Regions from separate parts of the Homo sapiens genome. Here region 2 is linked to region 1. A link is a contact called in ENCODE Hi-C data. All regions are on one chromosome and are shown on one strand. Each heading gives the region's core, a stretch centred on a gene start or an enhancer-like site at or near the end of the contact. The rest is flanking DNA. Distances are from core to core; before and after follow the strand shown.

Evidence for each region. Hi-C counts contacts between places; a loop is a spot of excess contacts on that map.
Region 2: a loop to region 1 is called in a map of prostate gland, with 3 times the contacts of the local background. The contact joins the promoter of ARHGAP6 here to the enhancer-like site in region 1. A Hi-C loop is called at or near these places in 2 of 168 maps with a recorded cell type or tissue (posterior vena cava and prostate gland) and 2 of 37 single-sample maps with no recorded cell type.

The regions. Positions count from the first base shown.
Region 1 is chrX:11,624,905-11,632,854 of GRCh38, reverse strand. The region is part of intron 1 of ARHGAP6 (Rho GTPase activating protein 6); the gene reads left to right. Among named protein-coding and RNA genes, the nearest start is that of ARHGAP6, 37 kb to the left of the region's middle. RefSeq lists a silencer at 3,040-3,149. Within about 2 kb of position 3,139, at least 3 of the 41 ENCODE cell types and tissues checked have a DNase peak (open chromatin) inside an H3K27ac peak, as active enhancers do.
Region 2 is chrX:11,661,402-11,669,351 of GRCh38, reverse strand. ARHGAP6 (Rho GTPase activating protein 6) reads left to right here and starts at 3,432. Exons shown (of 13, transcript NM_013427.3): 1 at 3,432-5,111. The coding sequence starts at 4,524.

The DNA.
Region 1 (7,950 bases), core at 1,890-4,389:
CCAAGGGATGGACACACAAAGTTAGTAAAAGGGATCTTAGAAGATGTGGTGGCTACCAGCAGTGCCCATTACAGCATGTTTTAAACTACATATGGCAGGGCATCCACTTAAATACATGTATTTGTGAGAACTGGAAATTTCTAATTTGACAATTCTAATTTCCTCAGTTCCTGCTGGGTCTTAATGTACCAGACAGAAGTAGAAATTATATTATGTTCTTTACACTGTGACCATTCATGCGGAATCTGTGGGAGTTATAATTACGTCAATTAAAGCTGCAATTTGCTAAAGGAAAATAAAGAATAGAACAAATAATTCCAAGTCTCTAACTTAGAGGATTAGTGTTCAAATCAAATTGGAGCTTTGCAAATGTTAATAGTTAAGCTATGTTTAAGGTATTTCAATTCTCTACCCATAAAGGCAGGTTTTAATAAAGTCACATAAATGGTAACCCCAAAGGCTTTCTAGCAGCAGGATGGCAAGTTGTTATGTATTATTGGGAAATGAAGTATATTTAATACCTTTCCAATTGTCATCACTCTAAAACACACTTCAACAATTGATTAAGCTGAAACCAGAAGAAAATTATTTCCCCTTACTTTTGTTTTCTTAATCTAATGTCTTTGCTAGAAAATGTAGATATTAGCTAATCTGTGTCTGGCAGCAAATACCTGCATGTTTTAAGTATTCACAAATTTCACTAATAGAGTAGCTTAACAATAGTTCTTCATTTCTAGGTGAAATATTAAATATTATATTCTTAACTCTTACTGTCAGATTAGGAGAACATTTACATCATATTTAAGGCAAATATTCCTGAGTCCTTAAAGCACTCTAGCTGGGTATTTAAAAACCACCTTCTGTAGACCAGGGGTCAGTAAACTATGGCCCATGAGCCCAATTCAGCCTTTCATACATGCATTTTTGTACATCCTGTGAGCAAAGAATGCTTTTTATATTTTTAATGGTGGAAAAAATCAAAACAATATTTTATGACATGAAAATGACATGAAATTCAAATTTCAAGGTCCAAATAAAGCTTTATTGGGACATAGCTACACCCATTTTATTTACATATTGTCTGTGGCAGCTTTGGCGCTTTTATAGCAGATTTGAGTAGCTGTGACAGACACTGGATGGCTATCAAAGCCTAAAATAGTTTTTATTTGATCCTTTACAGAAAATGTTTGCTGCTCCCTGCTGTAGACTTTTGTGCCTCCCTTTGCCCGTAGTTTGTGATCTCTTAAAATAACATTGGAACACTTAGAACTTGGGGAGTCGTGCTATGGAGACACTGGAAATAAAGTCCATTTTACTTTTTTTTTTTTTAGACGGAGTTTTGCTCTTGTTGCCCAGGCTGGAGTATAATCACGTGATCTTGGCTCACTGCAACCTCTGCTCCCCAGGTTCAAGCAATTCTCCTACCTCTGGCCTCCCAAGTAGCTAGGATTACAGGCGCCTGCCACCACGCCTGGCTAATTTTTGTATTTTTAGTAGAGATGAGGTTTCACCATGTTGGCCAGGCTGGTCTTGAACTCCAGACCTCAGGTGATCCACCCGGCTCGGCCTCCCAGAATGCTTGGATTATGGGCATGAGCCACTGTGCCCAGCCCATTTTACCTTTTTGAGGGAAGAGTTGATTATTTTGATGAGCATTTTACTTAAAGACATATGGCTACAACACAGACATTGCACAAGATCTTTTATCTATGCATATTTGAAATGATTGTAGATTTCCAGGGGCCTGAATTATCTGAACTATTATCTCTGTTCCATTTACATGAGTGACATGTCCTTTGGCATAGAGACAATCATCAACTCTCTTCAATTTACCTTGTCCCAGCATTTTAAAAAAAACAGTGCCTGGCCAGGCAGCCAAGCGGCCGCTTTCATTGTTACTCCATCCCATCCTCTCGATAATCCTACAAATAAATTTTATTTTTCAATTTTAGCGATGAGGAAATCGGACAAAAAAGGTGATGCTATTCATATTAACATTGCATACTTAATCAAAGGTCGCTTCAGGATCCACACTTTGATTCATCTAACTTCAAAGCTTTGCTCAGAGTATTTTGTCTTATTGCCAGTCAAAGGAAGAATGTCGTTAACATTGGTCAGAAATCTTTTCCTAAATCATTGATTATTCTCTACCCCTACTCATTCTCCGCCTGTCCAGGTAACTATCTGCATTCATCTGCTTTTCTGTCTGTCCATCCATCCATCCATCCATCCATCCTTTCATTCATCATTAACTCAAACATCAAATGTTTATTGAGTACATGCCAGCCATCTTGCTAACTGCACTAGGCAGTAGACATACATTTGTGAACAGAAGAGACATGGTCCCCACCCTCATAGCATCTTTTTGACCTGACAGAACTGCACAGAGGATGGATTTTATTTGTCCACAGATTTATAGGGCCCAGGCATCTATATCATAAGTGGGATTTGATGTCTATATGTTTCATAATCTGCCCTTTTGGAAATCATTTGACTTGGACCTCTTGGATGTCTTGCTTTTACAAGTAGCCTAAATAGTGTATTGAAGAGGTTATAATCAGATTTTTAAATTGAAGGGTGGAAAACATATGACACTGCATCTTTTCTTTTTAACTGAATGTAACGCTTTACATAAACATTTCCCTCAGAGCTACTAAACACATGCCAAATTCTACTAACAACTTTCTATCTATCTATCATATATATATATTTGGTAATACATTTTTGTTGATCCTATCCCAAAAGCTTTCCACCCATTGCTTGTCACTTTGAGACAACAGAAACTGGCAGGAGGTAATTAATAGACTTGACCTGTAGGGTGAATACACACACACACACACACACTAGTTGGGGGAGCTTCGATTCTTTTCAAAGGACTTTGCTGGTGAGACTTGAAAGTGCCATATGCCTGCTGGGAGAAGTTTTGTTTTGGTAGTAGTTACTGGTTAGGCTTTGGAAATTTTTCTTTTGGAAATCTGGCTGGTTCTCAAAAATTGCCTTTAAGAATTGTATTTTGTAAGTTAAGAGCAGAAGCTATTATTAGCTGTGTGTTTGTGGTTGAAACATGAGGTCAGGTTTGGCAGGGAACTCTTAAGGGTGTGTGAATGCGAGCCTCAGCCCAGCCATCCTGTGGCCACTCAGTGCCTTGGGGAGCGGCTTATTCCTGGATACAGAGGCAATGCCTTTGTCTTACAATTCGTGGGAGTATGTGCTTTAATAATGGAATGCTTCCTTTGTGATTTAAGAGTGACTTATAGTAAATTTTTATTAAGGATTCAATGTCCTATTGAGAATATATATATGAATATATATAATATTTATATTCATAATTGCTTTATTAGATCAGGGATCATGTTTGTCTTGTTTATCATTTTATTCCATGTTCCAAGTGCAGTGCTTGGCATACATTATAAATATCAATATTTGTTAATGAATGAATGCATAAATGAATGAGTGAAAAATGACCACAAAGAGCACATGTAGAAAGATTAAAGACATATGTTAAATTGAAGGATAGAAGTTGGTAGTCAGAGAACATTTGTAGGTCAAGCACTTCCAAGTGATGGCAGATATCTAAGATGGGGTGACCACACTCATGAATTGCAAATACAGAATTCTCTGGACCTAAGAGAACTGTGGAACTGTGAGGTAATTGTATGCTCTGATGTTGAAGCCACTAAAGGTAATGGCAGATGAAGGTGGTGGAGATGGAGGAAAGTAGGCAGGTTCCCTCCTTTCCTAGCTGTCTCTTGGAATGAACTAAGTAATTTTGTATAGATGTGTAAAGATAGTAAAGATAGAAGATCTGTAAGACTCGAGCTCTAGCTCGTGTATACACACACACACACACACACACACACACACACACACGTATCTGAAGCATGGGGATGATCATATGACAGTAATAATAATTAAACACTTACTGTAAGCAGATGACCAAAATTAGCTGTGGTTGGACATTATGGAATGATTAGTACACATAATTATTTTCTGCTAATAACAAGACAGGAAGTATTTATACCCACATGAAATATTTAAGCAGGGAGAAAACAATTCCAGTTTTGCCAAACGTTTCTTATATCCATTTTGTGGAAAAGACTCCGTACTAGGGAAAAGGAGTTGATCTGTTCATTGCTCACTTGCTTTCACGTAGCAGATTTTTAGCGACACTTAGATGGTGAGCTCTGGAGGAAATGGCTATTATTATTCTAGTTCACAGCAGTACCTAAAATTGTGAATGGTTAGAATCTCTTCATGCTCTGATGACCCAACTAGCTGTAGAGTATCACAGAAAGAAATGTTGTCTTGCTACCATTTGCACGTATGCAAAATATGCAGAGAATATAGCTGTTTTAAAAGAAAGCTTTGTAAAAAGAAACTAGTAAGCTTTCAATAAGAAATCCTTTAAATCCTCAGCATTACACAATAATACAATTCCCTCTTTACAGATTCACTTATACCTTTACTGAATCAGAAGATGATGTTGGGGGAAAAGTTGCTTTTCAAATGTAACCATAATAGAATTTTCCCTGTATCTTTCAAATAATTGTCTGTGAAATCACTTTGTGATGTCTATTTCAGAAGCTTAGCCATGACAGCACAATCATAAATATTTTCCTCTATGTCAACCATTTTAGATGACAGACAGATCTATCTAGTACATTTTGTTTTCTTCTAAAATCTCAAATACTACCCAAGTCAGCTGTTTTTAAAGCTGTGGCCTAATAAACAATTGGATATTGAATTGCTTTATTGCAAATAAAAATGCCTCATCTTTGTTTCAACTTATTCTCAAATTACCAGTGACATTCACTTTTATATTACATTGTTAATGAAAGTTTACCTGTGGGTCTAAAAATAGAGACAAAAAGCAGTGAATTGACTGGAAAACTAACCATTAGGGATATTAATTTTTTGGAAACAGTAGTTTTATTCTGAATAGTGTACACTACCTGAAGGCTTGAAGGTTGCATATACCAGTCTCTGAACTCCATAGTGGAAATGATGTCTACCATAGCAATCATCACTTAATGAGAAATTACTACTTATTACGCCAGGTACTGAGTGAATTAGATTAGTAATTGCATTTTATCTCTCATTAATCTCATGTAAATAATGTTAATTCTCCACTTTACAGATGAGGAAACTGAGGACCAGAGATTAGATAATATGCTCAAAATCACACAATAAGGGCAAAGCTAAGACTTGAAGCCAGATGTGGGTTCCTAATCACTTTGACCTAATTACTGGGAGAAGCATAATAATAAAGACAATTTATTGTGACCTGTGTATTATGTATTAATGACTAAACAGCATTTTTGCATGTTTAAAAAAATCTCTGTAAGTGGTATTATTTGATAGGCATTATTCTGCAACATATTTTCTTTACTCAGCATAGTTCTAATTATCCATTTTAATTGTTATATAATATTCCATTTTATGAGTATAATATCAATTATTTTATCTCTTTTCCTATTGATGAACAGAGTATTCTTCAAAATTTTCTTGGCTATTCTTCAACACTTCTTCATTTACATAAGTTCTATGGTATGCTTATCTAGTTCCTGATTAATCATGTTGGAATATTGTGTGGAATTGTTTTGCATTTGTATATTAATTTAGGAAAATTGGCACACATATGATATTGAGACTTCATGTCATGAAATGGTATATCTCTCCATTTACTAAAGTAATATTATATGTTATTAGCAATATTTTAAAACTTTTTCAACATACCCTGTATGAATTTTCTTGCATGTATTCCTAGGAACCTTAGGATTATCATTGATTTTTTTTGTATGGTATGTTTACTTTCTAATTTGTTATTACTCTGATATAGCAAGGGCATTGATTGAATGTTGATCTTGATTAAACAACCTTGCTGAATTATCTAACTTGTTCTAATAGTTTTTCTATGAATTTCTGAGATTTTCTTTGGAATATCATCATATTTTTGCCAGTATGGGCTGTTTTATCTCTTTCTTTCCAATTCTTAGACATCTTAACTCCTTTATTTTTGTTTTGTTTTATTTACATTGATTGTGGCCTTCAGAAAAGTTTGGAGGGAAAGTGGTGATCTAACATCTTGTCTTAGATTTTAAAATAATGTCTATCAAGTTAAAAATTGGGAGTTCTTTAATTTTTGTTAAGAGTTTTTAAAATAATGAGTAATGAATTTTATGGATTTTTTGGTAAATACAATGAGATGCAGATATAGGTTTTCATGTGTAAGTTACTAATGTGGTGTTTTCATTTTTAGATTTGCTTTTCCATTGAACCATCCTTGCATTCCTGATGTACATTTTATGATGCATTAAGAAATACCTGCTATATTTTCTTCCAGACTTTAACATCTGTGTTCATTGTCAGGTAGTTCTCATATTTTAATTTTTTATACAGTCCTTATCAAATTAGTATAAAGAACATTTTAGCTTCTTTCAGAGAATTGGGTAATTTTTTTCCATTTTCTGAAATAGTCTGTACAGATCATAAAACCCTGTGAGCCTGGATATCATTTTCAAGGCAGACTTCAAATTGACAATTGAATTTCTCTGATGGTTATTTATTTGTTCTGGTTTTATGTTTTCTCTTGAGTAGTTTTTGTAATTTATATGTTTCTTGAAAATTATCCATTTTATCCAAGTTTTGAAATTTATTATATTACATTCATATTATTCTGATTTAAGATTTTATTGTATTTGTATTTTTTGAATTCTTAATATTGTGTATATGTATATTTTATTTTGGCATATCTGACTTACAGGTTGCCATTTTACTAGTTTGTCAGTAAAAAAACTAGCTTTTGCTTTTACATATATTTTATTACATCTTGTTTTATATTTCATCAATTTTTGCTTTTCTCTTATTCTGTTTTTTCATGGTATTTTATTTTATTTATTTGTGAAAATGTGTTGAGAATATATTATAGACCAGGCACTGTTTAGAGATTTGGCATACACTTAGTACAAAATTTCAGTAGTTATTGGAAACTTAATGACTCTTTTGTAATTTTTTTCATTTTTCATTTTCATGGATACATCACAGTTGTATATATTTACGGGGTACATGTGATATTTTGTTACAAGCATACAATGTGTAATGATCAAATCTGGGTAATTGGGATATCCATCACCTCAAACATTTGTCATTTATTTGTGTTGGGAACATTTCAAATCTTCTCTTTTACCTATTTTGAAATATATAACAAATTACTGTTAACTATATTTGTCCTATTACAGAATACCTGATCTTATTCCTTCTATCTAACTTTATTTTTGTATTTATTAGCCGAGCCCTCTTCATTCCTCCCCACTACCCTTCCCAGCCTCTGGTAACCACCATTCTATTCACTGTCTCCATGAGATACACCTTTTTAGCTCCCACATATGAGTGAGAACGTGAAGTATTTTTCTGTGCTTGACTTACTTCACTAACATAATGTCCTCCAGTTATATCTGTATTGCTTCAAGTGACAAGATTTCAGTCCTTTTTATGACTGAATAATATTCTATTAAACACACACACACGTAAACATATATACATATACACACACACACACACACACACACTCCACATTTTCTTTATCCATCAATCCATTGATGGATACTATATCTTGACTATTGTGAATAGTGCTGTAAAAAACATGGGAATGCAGATATATCTTTGACAGATGCATTTTCTTTCTTTTGGATGTATATCCAGCAATAGAATTGCTGGATCATATGGTGTTACAGTTCTATTTTTAGTTTTTGAAAATTCATATTGTTTTCCATAATGGCTATACTAATTTACATTACCACCAACAGTATACTAGCATTGCCTTTTCTCCACATTCCATCCGCATTTGTTATTTTCTGTCTTTTGGATATAAGCCATTTTAATTTGGTTGATACGATATCATATTGTGGGTTTGATTTGCATTTCCCTGATGATTAGTGATGTTGAGTATTT
Region 2 (7,950 bases), core at 2,183-4,682, 36 kb before region 1:
TGGCATAGGAATCTAAAGAAACATTTTTAGTTCAGGCATGGGGAAGTTGGGCTATTTAATGCAATTTGCATTCTTAAGCCTTGTAAAATTTCTCCACATATCTCTCATGTATTCCATGCATGTCACACAGATTTAAATGATGCTTCTTTTTCATGTTTCAGGAGCTTGGAGACAGAACCCGGACTTTTATGGGCAAGTGAGATGCTGTGAACTGTTTACCCACTAAGAACATAGAAATGATATCGGGGGATCATGATCAGTTTGAGAGACATGGGCAGGATGAAATGAAAATCAACAATGCTAAAAGTTGGGAGCCAATCAGATAGAAGTCTGAAATATTATATGACACTCAATCAGAAAGTTCAGTGTGATTTGAGACTGTTTAAGCAATGGGATTATATAACAAACAAGAGCAAAATAGGATGCCCTAACCTGGAATATTGGACCTCAGGACTGAAAAACAAAAGCAACTGGAGGGAGTCCAGAAAAGATCATCTACAGTGATGGTTTTAAAGCAAAATATGAACTTTATAGTGTAGCCAAACCACAGAGTCAGACCCAAAGGGCATGATAAAAATCTACAAATAGCTTTGGGGTCTAAACACCAAGGATAAAGAGGAATTTTGGCTGGAGATATGAAAAGCTTCAAGGGATAAAGTTAAGGAAAAGGAAATTTAGGTTAAGCATCAGAATATATCCTTTGATAGTAAGATGTGTGTGTTTGTAGAACAGTCTCTCAAGGGAATAGAAAGAATACTGATGAGTTTTCTAGGATCTCTGATAAGAGGATAGCTTGATGTCAGTCCAAGGATTCTAGAACTTCCATTGGAATATTCTTGTGCCATGACCAGATGGAATAGATAGCATAAGATGTTTTTTAAATCCTAGATGTCTACAATAATTATCATTGGGAATGAATAGTGAACAGAATGTTCTGCTCTTTAATGAAAGGTATCCCAAGTCTTTGATTAACTTTGTCTCTGAGGAAAAAATTAACAAATATAGGCACTATTTTCAATATCAAATGCCCTAATAGAGAAGCAAAGCAAAGTCTTAGAAACCTGCTTTTGAAAGCATATACATTAAAACTATTTATTTCTTGACTACCAATTATAATGCTTCTGAAGCTAGCTGATGAATTGTAAGAAGGATTCTGGGAAGCAATGTAACAAAACCAGCCATTTTTTGAAATTGGTAACCAAAACCCATAGATCTTCCTTAACTGAATTTGGCATAACCTGACAGTTGATCAGAAAGGCCAATGTGAGTTGAGTCTATATAAACAAAGAGAATATATAACAAACAAGAGTTAAATAGAATGCCTTAAATAGGAATGAATGAATCCACCATAAGCCACTATGACTGCAAGGTAAACCTAATAGCAGTCAGGTTGAAAATCAAAATAGTTTTAAAAAAATCCAAAAAAATTCTTACAAAGTCTTTCTAGAAGAACATCAACATCCCCTGCCCCAGGTATTAAAAGCACACATACTTACACTGAGTTTTTAAAAGGAGCCCCAGTCTAATTTGATTAATATTTAAAACAATTTATTCACTGTTCCCAACAATGACACAAGTTTCCAGTTTCCTGGAGGGTCAGGAACACTTGGAAACTAGATGATGAATTAACTGGCATGTGTGTGTTCCAAGCCCTAGGAGTGCTAATAGAAGAATCCCTCTGCTGGTTGGCTCTCCAACACCCATGAGCAAGAATGTATGCCCTTGTGCCTGGGGGCATTCATACTAGCCTATACAGTCATGGCAGGGGTTCATTTGCTACCCCATGGTTATCATATGGGGTTAGAGAAATATATAAATCATCAAATACAATCATCAAGTTGCTCACCCCCCTTGAGTTATAAGTGATTCTGTGAAGTGACTCTGTTAACCATCTACCCCGAATGCCAAACTCCACTGAGGCATAACCATGCAATGAGGCATAACCATGCATTCGTATCCCAGTGGTAGAGACATTAAGTGTTTCCATTACCAGTGATAAATTACAGTTTTGTTACTAAAGAAAGGGCAGACAAGACCCACACACTTTTACTTCTAATGTGACTTGTATGAGGAGGGAAGAAAGCCAATGCCAACAAGCCCCCAAATGTAACTTGGCCTGGGTGTAGTTAGGCAGGGGAGCAAGAGCTCTTTTTAAACACTGTGCCTGTCAGCAGCACACCTGATTGACAGCCGCTGAAAATACTTAAGAAGCTCAGGGTGAGAAGAGATGGACAGCGATGGGGGATGGGAAACTAGAATCGAACTCTGTCTTCAGACAGCAGATAGCTCATTAAAGCTACCGGAAAAAAAATCTCTAAGGGTGCAGTCTGTTCGGCTGCGTTTACAAAAAACGAGTACAGCCAAGACCTGGGAGCCCGACGCCCTTTGTGGAGACAACGAATTCTCCTAATTAGATTTCATGACGTACCTCCTCCAAAATAGCTGAACACCTAGGAACACCAAACACGCTTTTCAAAGAGTCTAAGTAAATTAACTTTTCCCCTGAATATGTCATAGGGAATAAAGGAAGTCTTCCAGAATCAAACTTGGACAATTCTGGTAGATATGCAAGAGGAATGTTCGTGTCCAACATCTGTATTTATAATTTCATTGTATTTTTTCTCCAAAATAAAAGAAATGGTAGAGTCACCTTTACATTTATATAAAATTATCTTCATCCCTAAGTGATAAAAGAGGACACAAACACAAAGTAGACATTTCCAACATTCTGTCTGCTCCCTGCTGAGATGGTTGTAAGTTGCATTGCAAAGCTTAACTGTTACATCAAAAAGCCCTCCAAGAGGGCGAGGCTTTGCGCTTTATAGATTCCAGGGGTCCGACAGCGGGAGAAGCTGCTTTCAGACTCATCTCCTTGCCGGGAAGATTGATTTCCCCAGCGTTCTCCAGCTTCCCAGGACTGTGGCCACCGCGCTGAGACCCGAGGCGTCCCAGAGCGGGACGCGGAGACAGATCGCTTTGTGAGCGCCAATCTCTGCAGCCTCTGGGCTGAAGCTGCGCCCGGCGCCTGCCCCCTACCCGGCCTCACTCACCCCTCCTCCTAGAGCACGTTTCCGCACGTGCTCAGGACCCCTTCCACGGCAAAGGCTCCTCCCCCTCCACTTTCTTAGTAGGTCTCCATCTCCAGCTCATTCATCGGCAGCCACTGCTTTTAGACAGTTTCCTATCTATCCTTCCTTTTTAAAAACAAAAACAGCCGGGACAGGGCGGGGTGGGGGGGCGCGGGGAGAAAAGGCAGGAGATTTAACTCCAACTTCAGAGCAATCGTCCCCGGCTGCCCATCTGACACCAGTGGGTGGGGTGCAATCTGACACTTCCCTTCCTTTCCAGAAACGTGAGTGGAGCTGGCGCGACCCTTGATCTGGGGGTGGGGAGACGGGGGAGAAGGTCCGCACTTCCGTCCTCACGACTTTCTCCCCAGGAGACCCGGTATCAGTGGCGAGCTGCCTTCTCTCCTCGCCGCTTGCAGGTTTGGCGCCTGGAAAACTCTTCACGTTCTGCTTTCTCCTGCTCCTGGCTCCGCCCCAGCTCCAGCCCCGGCATTCCTCCAGCTCTACACGTCCTGGCCGCCCCCTTCCCGCTGCCTCTAGAGCGAGCGTACGGGGTCATCTCCGCGTCTGCCCTGGGCCCAAGGCTGGGCTGCGAATAGCGTGTTCCTCTCCGGCGGAACACACACACCCGGCCTTGGGGCTGTCTCCTGAGCTCCCTCCTCCACGGAGAGCGCTGAGCGCCGCCGGGAATTCCATCCCACCGTGGGCACGCAGTCTTTGGAGGTCCCGGGCGCAGCACGCTCGGTGTCCCCACACTGCAGCAAGACAGAGACCCCGCGGGAACCTTGAGCTTGGAACAACCCTTGAGCCTCTGCAGTCGGAAGAGTGGGCGCAGCAGCCCAGCGGAGGCCAGGCGCGCAACCTCGGGCGCCGGGGCAAGGAGAGAGTGCAGGGAGGCGCAGCTCAGGCGCCCGGCTCAGGAGCGGGAGGAAGTTCTCGCGGCGCCGGGAGCGCGGTGGACGCGCCCTGGGCGCACGCCCAGGCAGCCTTCTCCCTGGCCCTCGGGACTGTCCTCGGGCCGCAAGGAGGAGCTTGCTGGAGTCTTAGAGGCCATCCAGAGCCAGCGAGCAGGAGCGCTGCGTCTCCCGCCTCAGCTAGGAAGGGGGAGTGGCGCTGGCAGGCTGGAGCTGGGAACCCAGCGAGCGCCTGACCTTCCTCCTCCTCTTCCTGACCCTCTTCGCGTCTTGGGCTCCGGAGGAAGGTTCTAGCGGCTGCAGGAGGTCCCCAGACCCATTTTCCTAGAAGGCTGGTGATGGATCTGCTGCTCCTGCCGCCGCCGGGGCACTTGGAGCGCACCGGCGGCGCGTGAGCTGGGCTTTGCTCTCCACTGCCCTGGGCAAACCCCGGGCCAGCCCCGCCTGGCACCTTTGCCTGAGTCCCTTTCGGTTCCCGACCCAAAGCCACCAGCGTCCAGGGAGGGAGGAGGAGGTGGTCCTCAGGTGCAGCCCCGCCGAGATGTCCGCGCAGAGCCTGCTCCACAGCGTCTTCTCCTGTTCCTCGCCCGCTTCAAGTAGCGCGGCCTCGGCCAAGGGCTTCTCCAAGAGGAAGCTGCGCCAGACCCGCAGCCTGGACCCGGCCCTGATCGGCGGCTGCGGGAGCGACGAGGCGGGCGCGGAGGGCAGTGCGCGGGGAGCCACGGCGGGCCGCCTCTACTCCCCATCACTCCCAGCCGAGAGTCTCGGCCCTCGCTTGGCGTCCTCTTCCCGGGGTCCGCCCCCCAGGGCCACCAGGCTACCGCCTCCTGGACCTCTTTGCTCGTCCTTCTCCACACCCAGCACCCCGCAGGAGAAGTCACCATCCGGCAGCTTTCACTTTGACTATGAGGTTCCCCTGGGTCGCGGCGGCCTCAAGAAGAGCATGGCCTGGGACCTGCCTTCTGTCCTGGCCGGGCCAGCCAGTAGCCGAAGCGCTTCCAGCATCCTCTGTTCATCCGGGGGAGGCCCCAATGGCATCTTCGCTTCTCCTAGGAGGTGGCTCCAGCAGAGGAAGTTCCAGTCCCCACCCGACAGTCGCGGGCACCCCTACGTCGTGTGGAAATCCGAGGTAGGGACCAGCGCTGCGCGTCCCACGGCCCAAGGAGGAGGCCCCCAGGCAGTTTCAGGAGACCGCCTTTAATTCCATTACATTTACAGAGCAAGGCACCCACTAAGGGGTTTCCGTGGTGTGGGTTTTCCTCTTCTACTTGCTAAATGGTGCCTGGAAATGGGATGTCCCTAGTGGCCACCCGCTTGTGCGTCTTGTAGGACTTGTTGGCTCTACTTTGGAGCAGTCGTGGGAGCTGGAGAAAGAGATGGTGTTCTGGTTTTCTGTTAGTGCTGCAGGCAATTTCAAAGGGTCACCTTATCCCTTCACCCAATGTTGATATTTTTTCCAACTCAAATATCTATTGCTAAGCTGTTTGTAACGATTGGATGAAATATATTTTGAAATATGTCTGCCATCTTGTTCTGTAGAGAATTCAGAAACATTATTTTGGAGGGTGTCATTGACTGTATGAGTGAGTGTGTGTGTGTGTTTGGGTGGCAGGGGGGACAAGAATTCTCTAGTTTTCACCTTTTCTTTCCCTGAAGGGGCAATTTCAGAAATCTATGGTACTGAGTATTAGTTTAACCTAGGAGAAGAAGAAAATCTCTGTGTAGGGGTGTGAAAGATCATGGAAATATGCTGATGCCTAAATTCCATTTAGAACAATTAGTAGTTTAGTGAAGAATCAACAATACATAGGGGACTCAGAGGGAGCTATCAGATACCCTTAAAATATTTGCTGTCCAGTTAAGAAAAATAGTGAATTGACCTATTGGGAAACTGTCACTGATGGGCGCTTTGAAAATAACACACTTTCAGAGAATAGTAATTGTTTTAAAAATGAACAGCCCCTATCCCCTTCGGTCCACAAACTCTATAGGTTTGCCTTGGATCTGTTTCCATAAGGGAAGGGAGATTCCATCAGTTGTAATTTAATATTTTAAAGTACAGTTAGCATTACAGAAATGAAATGAAATACCATGTAATTGCTGGAGATTTAGGCTAAATACACAACCAAGGAAAACCGTTTGAAAATAGCATCTGAGATCATACTCAGCTGTGTTAATGTGAGATAACTGTTAGACTTTGGCTTTAGTAAACCGCCTTAGAAAAATAAGCATCATTTATCAGAATTATTAGCATCACATATTATTAATGTTAGTTACTGTGTCAAAGTAACTGAGGCTGTTAGGTGTTGGGGGTGCAGATTACAAAAAACTAACAAATTTTGCTAGGTCTTTTGCCCATTTTCTTGAGAAAGATAGGCAGTAGAAAGGAAAGTCGAGGCAGAGGGCAAGATGTTACCTCCAAACCAGGGAACTCAAGATTAGAAAGAGCATCAAAAATTGAAATGTTGAATTTCTCTTGGTCTTTAGGAGGGGCTGGATTCTCATTGTATTTCAGAAGCACACATTATCAGATTAATCTGTACAAGTTGAGAGAAAGAGAAATACAAAAGCAAGCCAGCATTTTGGATTAGCTAGCTAACATTCGTGCTTAAAACTAATTGCATCATTAAGAACATTTCTGCTTTTCTTAGCAACCATATACATACTTGGAATATAGTATACAGATGCTGCTCATTACTGTTATGACCAAAAGGCATGTGGCTGTAGATGATTTCACTTGTTGCAAATTATCTTCTTATCCATTAGCATCTCATAATTAATGGACAAGGATCTGAACTGCAGTGATACTGGGTGGCTTCTATTCCATACAGTGGGCAGTCTGCACAAAACTCATCTACCATGATTTTTACCTTTTCATGGTGGTTAAAACTAAGGATGTAGCCATCTAGCAAAAAGCCAGAATTTTCTCATAGAATATGTGTGTATGTGTGTGTGTGTGTGTTGGAAATTCCTTTATGCTTGAGGCAGGCATGGAGTGATTGGATAGAACTCTAGCATGTAGCTCCAACCCTGGTTTTGTTTAATAAAGGCCAAGATATCCTAACATAACCCTTGGATCTCTAATTTAATGGCCTGGATTACCTTTCAAAGGTTTAACGCCCTGGAACCCTCTGAAAAACCAAGAAAATGTATCCTATTGGGCACTGCCTGTCCTTTTCACTTGCAGGCAAGCTGAGTCTTTGGTCCTTAAAGGAGAGTCTTTACTAATGACATCAAAATGTCAGCCAATGAGCATCTTGCAAGGCTGCTTAGAGGCCCTGGAGGGAATATCTGGTTCATATAGATTTGGTTCTTGAACTTTTCTGGTTGCTCTGGCTCAGGGTTTCTCAGCCTTGGCACTATTGACATTTGAAGCTGAATGATTCTTTGCTACAGAGCTGTCCTGGGTATTGCGGGGTATTTAGCAGCACCCCTGGCCTCTTCCCACTAGATGCGAGTAGCACTCCTCCAGACCAGTGTGACAACAAACAATGTCTCTAGACACTGCTGAATATCCTCTGGGGATCAAAATCGCCCTAACTGAGAACTGCTGCGTTAGTGAGGTTGCCCATAGTACCCCATGCTGGCCATCAAGAGAGTGCCCACAGAAGTGTTTACAGCTGGCCTAAACTTTGTTGGCGCCTTCGTTTGATTCCAAAACCACGAGGATCCCTCTGGAGTCATGTACCCCTTACAGTCTGTTCAAATTTTCTATTTCTCTTCCATTGAATCCATATGAAATCCTAAGAATTCACCTTCAGGTTTAGCCATTGATGGATCTCATCCATTTCCCACTTTGTTCTTTCAGAATCTTGTCTGCTTTTAACGTAAATTGTCCATACAACAGCCCCTGCTCCCAAGACTCTCACAAATGCCTGCAGCTTTGTTACTTGTGCTCGTTCAAAGCTTACAAATGACCATTTTATGGCCTAAACCTGGGAAGTGTTAGGCAAAGTCAGCTACGATCT